Linked DNA regions of Homo sapiens: region 2 is linked to region 1. The links are chromatin loops, found by intact Hi-C in ENCODE. Cell type or tissue: heart right ventricle. All regions are shown on one strand. Links, peaks and the distances in the headings refer to the core of each region. The heading gives the core; the rest is flanking DNA.

Region 1 (4,397 bases), core at 182-4,181:
GAAGAATTGTTAGAAGGAAATGAGGAGTGAGTGCTAATGGGTATGGGGTTTCTTTTGGGGGTGATAAAAAGGTCCCCAAATTGATGGTGGTGATGGTTCCATACTTCTGAACACACAGATTGTACTCTTTAAATGGGTCAATTGTATGACATGTAAATTATATCTCACTCTGTTAAAAGCAAATAAAGATTATGCCCATTACTTGGCTGCCAAGGCCTCTAAAACCTTGCTCCTCCTGATGGCAGCCCTTCCACCTGCCTTCCACTCATGCCCACAAACCTGATGCCTAGTTAGCACCCATCCTCCAATGACCCACCTTCTCAGCACGGCTCGCTGCTTCTGCCCACACCAGGGTTGGAGGGTGGTTCTCCACAAGCCTCTGCCCCCTGATATTCAGGGCCAGCAGCTTCTCTTCTTCAAGGCCTGTTGCTCACCCCAAAGGCAGCCACACTCCTCAGGATGTCCATCTTTTAGGAAAACCATGTTTAGGGACTTGTCCAGAGTCCCAGCCTTCTGCAGCAGAAGGCTGGCATTTGTGACTCTTTTTTTTTTGAGACAGAGTCTCGCTCTGTCGCCCAGACTGGAGTGCAGTGGCTCGATCTCGGCTCACTGCAAGCTTTGCCTCCCAGGTTCACGCCATTCTCCTGCCTCAGCCTCCCGAGTAGCTGGGACTATAGGCGCCCACCACCACGCCCGGCTAATTTTTTGTATTTTTAGTAGAGACGGGGTTTCACCATGTTAGCCAGGATGGTCTCGATCTCCTGACCTCACGATCTGCCCGCCTCGGCCTCCCAAAGTGCTGGGACTACAGGCGTGAGCCACCACGCCTGGCCATTTGTGACTCTTATCTACTGGATGAGTAGCCTTCCGTGGCAGGCACTGCCATGAACCACAGGCCAGAAAGAGAAGGAGACCTTCCCAGTACCACGTGGTTGGTCAGGGGATGAACCAGGGCTGGCCCTCCGTCCCTGGGCTTTCCATCGACGGTTCCCCTCTACCATCACTGGGCAAGGCCCCTAAAAGACAGCCTCGCCCACCCATTGGCTCCACGACAGGCAACTTTTTACAGATAACGACATGACAGCCCCTGCTGGAATTAAAGCAGGAAGGTTGGGGTGGGGAGGGCAGTTCCCCCACAGGCTTTCGTTGCTAGGCCCTCTGCGGTGTAATAACTCTCCACACACCTGTCCAGCCCAGCTGTTACAGAGCACTTTCCCACCATTAACTCGTGCCTCTGGGAGATGCGCAAATGCCAGCTCGATTTGGGTGGTGGAAGGTGGGTGGGGAACCATCTGAAGCTTAGGCCTGACAGATGCAGAAGGCTCCAGGCAGGGTGGAGGTAGCCTCTGGGGAGCCTATGGGTTCCCCATAAATGTCCCAAAGTTGGGCAGATGAATAAGGGTGGGGATGCCACTGGGCTCAAGCAGGTCAGTCTCTTTTAGGGTCAAGTATTGGCCACCAAGGTCACTTGGCCAGCTTTCCCCCAAGCTGATTTGATATCCCAGGCTCCAGGTCAGATTCCAGTTCCAGAGTCTCTGCCCTTCTGAGATGCCCACAGCAGGGAGCAGCCACATTGATCCAGGAGGGCCTGACCCCAGCTGCATTCTCCATCTATCATCCAGAGGGCACACCAGGTAAATACGCCCTCCCTGAAGCCAGGAGATCCTGAGGCCTCCCGGAACAGGATGTCCATACAGTGATTGAACAAATGCCTGTTTACACAGCATCCTCGCTGCAGACATTGCTGAAACAACCACATCAGGCTCCCTGCAGCCCCCCTGGATTGAGGTCTTTGACCCTCTGGGCTTGGCTAGAAGGGTGCAGTGAAGGTACAGTGTGGCTGTGTAGGGTATGTCTCAAATCACAAAGGCATGCTGGGGAGAGAGGTGGGAGTAAGGGGCTCCTCCTCCCAGGAAAGGCAAAGGGCCCAAGATGAGCCCCAGACATCCTCTGCTTGAGGATGGTCCTCTCCATCCCAACTAGGCCCAGAAGGCAGGTCCAGATTCAAAGACAGGTGTGGAAAGGAGGCGGGTCCACCTGCAGGGTCTATGGTCTTTAAGGGAAAGACCATAGATGGGTGGCCCATGATGGAGAGGGTGGACACAGCAGGGAGACCCAGGGCATAGCGCTCCCAGCCTGGAGAAGGAGGAGAGGAAGGGAATCTTCCCCCACCATGTGGCCATGTTGGGCTGCTGCACCTCCTGGCCCACCAGCTGGGCAAACGCTGGGGCTGGCCTACCACGCCGGGAGCCAGCCTTTTCCCGGTGTAGGGCACCTGTGTACAGAGTGGCTGGGGCCTGGATGCACATTAGGGACATCCCCTGCATTGGGGTGGGGCTCACTCCATCATAGGAACACGGGTGTGCATCCACACATGCTCACAAAAACACATTCATTCAAGAAATATTTATCAATTAAAAGCTTTCTAGAGACAAATGAGAATGAGAACACAATTTACCAAAACCTATGAGAGACAGCAAAAGCAGTCCTAAGATGGAAGCTTATAGCAATGAACGCCTATATCAAAAAAGTAGAAAGATCTCAAATAACAACCTTACCTCATTCCTCAAAAAACTAGAAAAACAAAGACAATCTAAGCCAAAAACAAGTAGAAGGAAAGAAATAATAAAGATCAGAGCAGAAATAAATAAAATAGAGATGAGGAAAATGATGCAAAACGTCAACAAAATAAAAAGCTGATTTTTTAAAAAGACAACAAATCTTTAGCTAGACTAAGAAAAAAAACTCAAAATAAATCAGAAATGAGAAAGGAGACATTACAACTAATACCACAGAAATACAAACTATGACTACCACAGTAGTTGCAACAGATTACCATGAACAACTATGCACCAACAAATTGAAAAACCTAAAGGAAATGGATAAATTCCTATACACATACAACCTACCATGAATGATTCATGAAGAAGCAGAAAACCTGAACAGACCAATAAATAATGAGTAATAAGATTGAAGCAGTAATAAAAAGCTCCCATCAAAGAAAAGCCAAGGGCCTGATGGCTTCACTGCTAAATTCTACTAAACATATAAAGAAGAGTTAACACCATTTTTTCTACTCAAACTATATGTATTAGTCTGTTCTCACACTGCAAATAAAGACATACCCGAGACTGGGTGATTTATAAAGAAAAAGAGGTTTAATGGACTCACAGTTCCATGTGGCTGTGGAGGCCTCACACTCATGGTAGAAGGAGAAAGGCGTATCTTACACTGTGGCAGGCAAGAAAGAACGAGAGCCAAGTGAAAGGGGAAACCCCTTATAAAATCATCAGCTCTTGTGAGACTTATTCACTATCACAAGAGCAGTAGGGGGAAACCACCCCCATAACTCAGTATCTCCCACTGGCTCCCTCCCACAACACCTGGGAATTATGGGAGCTACAATTCAAGATGAGATTTCGGTGGGACACAGCCAAACCATAGAAAGAAAGAAAAGAAAGAAAGAAAGAAAGAAAGAAAAGAAAGAAAGAAAGAAAGAAGGAAGGAAGGAAGGAAGGAAGGAAGGAAGGAAGGAAGGAAGGAAGGAAAGAAAGAAAGAAAGAGAAAGAAAGGAAGAAAGAAAGAAAGAAAGAAAGAAAGAAAGAAAGAAAGAAAGAAAGAAAGAAAGAGAAAGAAAAAATGAAGAGGAGGGAATACTTTCACATTTATTCTACAAGACCAGCATTACTCTGATACCAAAACCACACAAAGATATAACAACAACAAAAGAAAACTACAGGATAATATCCCTCATGAACACTCATGCAAAAATCCTCAACAAAATACTAGCAAATCAAATTTAATAACACATTGAAAAGATCAGTCACCATGATCAAGTAGGATTCATCCCAGTGACATAAAAATGGTTCAACATACACAAATCAGTAAATGTGATACATCACATTAACAGAATCAAGGACAAAAACCATATAATTATTTCAATAGATGCTGAAAAAGCATTCATTAAAATTCAAAATCCTTCATGATAGAAACTCTCAACAAACTAGGAATATATAATACCTCACCACAATAAAGGCCATATATGGCAAATCCACAGCTAACATTATACTGAATGGGGAAAAGTTGAAAGTTTTTCCTCTGAAGTCTGGAATAAAAAGGGATGCCCACTTTCACCACTTTTATTCAACATAGTACTGGAAGTTCTAGCCAGAGTAATTAGACAAGAGAAAGAAATAAAGGGCATCCAAATTGGAAAGGAGGAAGTCAAATTATCCCTGTTTATAGATGGCATGATTTTATATATAGAAAACTCTAAAGATTCCACACACAAAAATGTTAGAACTAATAAAGTAACTTAGTAAATTTAAGGATAAAAATATCAACATACAAAAATCAGTAGTATTTCTATACACTAATAGCTAGCTATCTGAAAAAGA
Region 2 (4,397 bases), core at 116-4,115, 870 kb before region 1:
ATCTGTCGGGGAGGCAGGGAGTCTAGAATGTGAGCCATCCAAATGGGATTTATCAATACCCTCTCAGTGCTTTGCGTGCATATGTATGTGCATGCAAGTGTAAAGTGATGGTGATAAAGATTAACGAGACATCGTTGCTACCTCAACTTATGGTGGTTGTGCAGTGCCCCCAGCCATCTCCCTCCATCTCGAATCTCAATTTTCACATCTTTAAAATGAAAGTTTTGACACAAGCATAGGTCTACACACTGGAACTTGTTGATGGCAATTTGGCACTTTTAAAATCCATAGGCAAAATGTTTATAATGGAAGTCCTTACTTCTGACACATTAACTTGAGAAGCAGACTTAAAAATATACATATGGTTTCAACTTTTTACTATGGAATTTTAAATATATATATTTTATATATAATATATATATTCTATTATAATATATTCTATATATCTTATATATATTTTATATATATATATTATATATAATATATATAATATATATATAAAATAGAATAAGATCATGAAGCCCTATGTACCCAGAACCTGGCTTCATTAGTTATCCACATTATGCCATTCTTAAAGAATCTTGATTAATTAAATAAATAGATATTTTGCAAAACATTGAATGTAATTCGTGTAATGCCTATTGTTGTTTTTCTCTGATTAAAGAACTAGAAAAGATTTTAAAATATTTACAATGTTTGTTGGAGAAGCTAATATAGACACACATCTGTTATCTGTCTACAGTAACTTTAAAGGTGCATGGTGGAGAATTCAGATTCTTTGGCTAGAGGGAATCTGGCCAGGGAAACACCCCACTAGTCTGTCTCTTGAAGACCTAGCATTCTGTGATTCTCTTATCTGTAGAGAGAAAAAGCCCATTTATAACTTTTCTAGTCTGGTTTTAAATGTGGTGGCAAAGATTCAGGAATGTGTTTGCTTGGAACTCGTAACCCTTGGAGATTCACTTAGAAAACAAGGCCTCGTTGTCTCCTATTCTGACTCCCAGGACACATTTTAATGAAATGCCCTCAAACCCAAATTGGCTTCAGCCTAACTCACAGCAACCGCAGTACTCTGGGGAAAAAACAGAAACCAGGGGGGCAGAAAATGTGGCTTTGAGCCTCAGCTCTGTACCCATTAGCTGTGTGGCCTTGAGAAAGTTGCTTTTCCTTTCTGAGCCTCCATTGCCTCATCTGTAAATGGGTTTTCACCTGGGCCTTCTCTGTGGATTCTTCCAACTCTGGGTGGCTGTGGTCTGTGGCCAAGTGCAAGGAAGGAGTGTTAAACACCATGCAAGCCATGGTAGATGTGTGTACTTGTTCATTTATTCTTCAGGAAATGATATGCTAGAGGGCTTTGATATACTTTAGAAAGGTCAACAGTTTTCTCTGAGTTTATTAGATGCTCTGCACTTAACAAGCATGAGCCAGATGTCAACTGGGGGCACTTAAGATCTATCAGAATGGCTTGAATCCCCATTCCAAAGCCCCCTTCACTCCTGCAAAGATTGCTATGAGTCCCTGAGGGACCCTATGTTCTCGAGGTGCAAATCCAGTAACCCTCTCTCTCTCTTCACTTCACATGGCCCAGAAGTGAAATCAGTCCATTGCTGCTCCACCCCCAAGAGACCCACATACATGAAGATCTGGGAGCATGACAGACTTCCCTTTGGGAGCAAGCCACAGTGAGCGTCGCCCCACACGTAATTTAGAATCATGCAGCAGCCTTCCTTGTTTTAAAATGTTGACCCAGCTCTTTGCCCTCCACACTGCCTAACCTTGCCCTACCTTCCTGGTTTCCTTCTTTCCTCCTTTTGTTTTTGGATGCCCTCTCCTTCTCTCCCTTGGATGTCCAAATACATTTCCTTCTGTTTTGCAGAGCAGTTCAGCATTGCTCCAACCTGCAAATGCACACACTCAAACCTGTCAAGGTGCTCACCAGGCAAAAAGATTTCCACTTAACAGGATCAGCCTTCCACAGAAAGGACTTGTTATCATACAGATTAAAAAAAAAAAAAGAGTTACACAAGAATATAGCCCTAAAACCATTTGGGTAGGGTTCAGGGGTGATGATACTACTTCTGGTTTATTGTCAGAAAGATCTGGCCTTACGCTATGAGAACATCCTGCAGCATTCAACAAGACTCTTTCCTCCCTGGTGGCTGCCCACGCTTGCTCTCCTGGTTCTCTCCTTTCCTCTGCAATGGCGTCTTCTCTGCCTCCTCCTCTTTGGACCTCTGGGCTGCCTGTGTGGGAGTGAAGGAGAACTCGGGAGTTTGGCTTTGAGCATCCGTGCAATCGGCTTCTCCTGGGGGCCAGAGCTGGGCACAGTTCACTCTTCCTGATGCTCTCACACAATGAATCTTTAGGCTCAACTCGTGAGTCTTTAGAGCTGGTTCCAGAGAATGAACTTGATGAGGGATGCAGAGAATGGAAGTCAAGAAGCAGCCACAGAAACTGATACAGTTTGACAAGGCTGGGAAGGGGCAGTGGCACCTGGGAGAGGGAAGCAGCCTCCTACCCATGTCCAGAACTCTCCAGTGTGTGCTAGTTTACGTGAAGAGCTGGAAAGAATGGTCTGTGCTGTTGCACAGGGGTGGACTTTGGCTCTGAGTGGAAAGTGACTTGCCTTGGTTCCCACACCGAAGAAAACCTGGTCTTGTGCCTCGAGATGTGGCTGGAGGATTGCCGGAGAAAACAAAAGAATAAGGGAGTGGGGAGTGGGGTATGGGTGTGTGCAAATTTCTTCACAGAGATTTGTGAGCTGAGCCTTGAAAGATGAATGTGGACACTTGCCAGGCTGATCCACTTTGATAGGCAAATAAGTCTGGGTGGGACGGGGCTGCGAGAGAAAAGCTCACTCCCGTCCAAGAGAGCAAGTCACACAATCAAGGCCTGGAGGCTGAACAGCTGGCATGTCTGGTGAACCACAGACAGTCCTGTGAGGCTGGATTGGAAAGGTTGTTGGGTGAAAGATGAGGCTTTTGTAAGCTCTGCTGAGACATTTGGGCTCTGTCTTGTAGGTCTCAGAGAGTCATGGGAGAGTTCTAAGTAGGCAAGTGACATTGTCAGATGCATGCCTTGGAAAGATGCCTTTGGCTGCTGGGTGACTTCCAGGGGCCAATGTGGAGCTGGGAGCCCAGTTATGCCTCTGTTGCATCATCTAAGCAAAAATTGTGACAGGGCCTTGGCATAAAGGGAATGGAAAGGAGCAAATAGACATCACGGAGGTAGAATTTATAAAGTGTAGTGGATAAATGTGAGAAGTAATATTATATGTCTGGTTCATTTTAACTGCTGCATAATATTCTATTGGGTGAATGAATCGCATTTTAGATTTTCATTCTCCTAGTGATAGTTATTTCCACTTCCTCACTATTACAAACAGGACTTGGATGAACACCTTCGTACTTGCACATGTGAGAAACTGTCCTTAGGGTGGTTATTTATAATTGGTTTTTCTGAGTTGAGAGGTTTGCACATCTTTAAATCTACAGGATATTCTCAAATTCCTCCTTAAAGTGGTTGTACCAATACACCTTCCCATCAAGTAGAGGCACTCCCTTTCCCTGTTTCTTTCAAGTTTGTTATCAGACTTGCAAGATTTTGCCAATCTGATTGGTGTGAAATGGAATCTTTCTATTGTTTCAATTTGTTTCCCTGACTATTGGTGAGATTAAGTCTATTTTAATACATGTCACTATTTTCTTCTGTAAATTGTCTGTTCATATGTTTTGCACAATTCTCTGTTGGATTGTTTGTCTTTTTCTTACTGATTTGTTGAAGTTCTTTATATATTCTAAATACTAATCCTTTGTTGGTAAAATATCTTTTTTCAATCAGTGACTTTTCCATTTCATTTATAAAAGTCTTTGTTAGGCAGAAATTTTAAATTTTAATATATTCTAAAATTTCAAAAATTTCCTATATAGTTTGTAGTTAATGTATTTTGATTAAATGTTTTTTTCTATGCTGAAATATTCTTCTGTATTTCTTCTATTTATTTTTTCTCTAAAAATTTAAAAGTGTTGATTTTTCACATTTGTATCTTTAATCTGCTTGAATTGTGTGTGTGTGTGCCATGTGATGAAAAGGCCTAATTTTACCTTTTTCTTAAGTGGTTAGCCAGTTTTCCCATTACTATTTATAGAATAATTCATTTCTTCATTCATTACTTACAGAAAAATTCATTATACTCATTTGTAATTCCATACCTGTTATATATTGCCTATGTTTATAGGTTTATTTCTGGGCTCTATGTTTTATTCCATGGTGTATTTGCCTATTCTTAGAGCAACATCACACTGTTTTAACTGCAATAGCTTTATAATAATTTGTTTTATCTGGCAAGATAAGTCTCTCAATTTTGGTTCTTTTATTTCAAAGTTGCCTTGGCTGTT

The links. Peaks named below come from ENCODE experiments on the same cell type or tissue, not always from the same donor. Only the 100,000 strongest peaks of a DNase experiment are listed, where the experiment ranks them.
Region 2: it touches region 1 in a loop (2.9-fold over the local background); 16 of 110 quality-filtered maps call a loop at or near these places.

What each region holds. Positions count from the first base shown.
Region 1 is chr15:70,360,959-70,365,355 of GRCh38, forward strand. No RefSeq gene overlaps it. Among named protein-coding and RNA genes, the nearest start is that of LINC02205, 140 kb to the right of the region's middle. RefSeq lists an enhancer at 1,052-1,551. In heart right ventricle, for the core only: CTCF peaks have their summits at 2,193 and 2,397; a DNase peak (open chromatin) is centred at 2,223; H3K27me3 peaks cover 1,545 bases.
Region 2 is chr15:69,488,290-69,492,686 of GRCh38, forward strand. No RefSeq gene overlaps it. Among named protein-coding and RNA genes, the nearest start is that of LINC02896, 28 kb to the left of the region's middle. In heart right ventricle, for the core only: no CTCF peak of the experiment used is centred there; DNase peaks (open chromatin) are centred at 2,237 and 2,975; H3K27ac peaks cover 1,126 bases.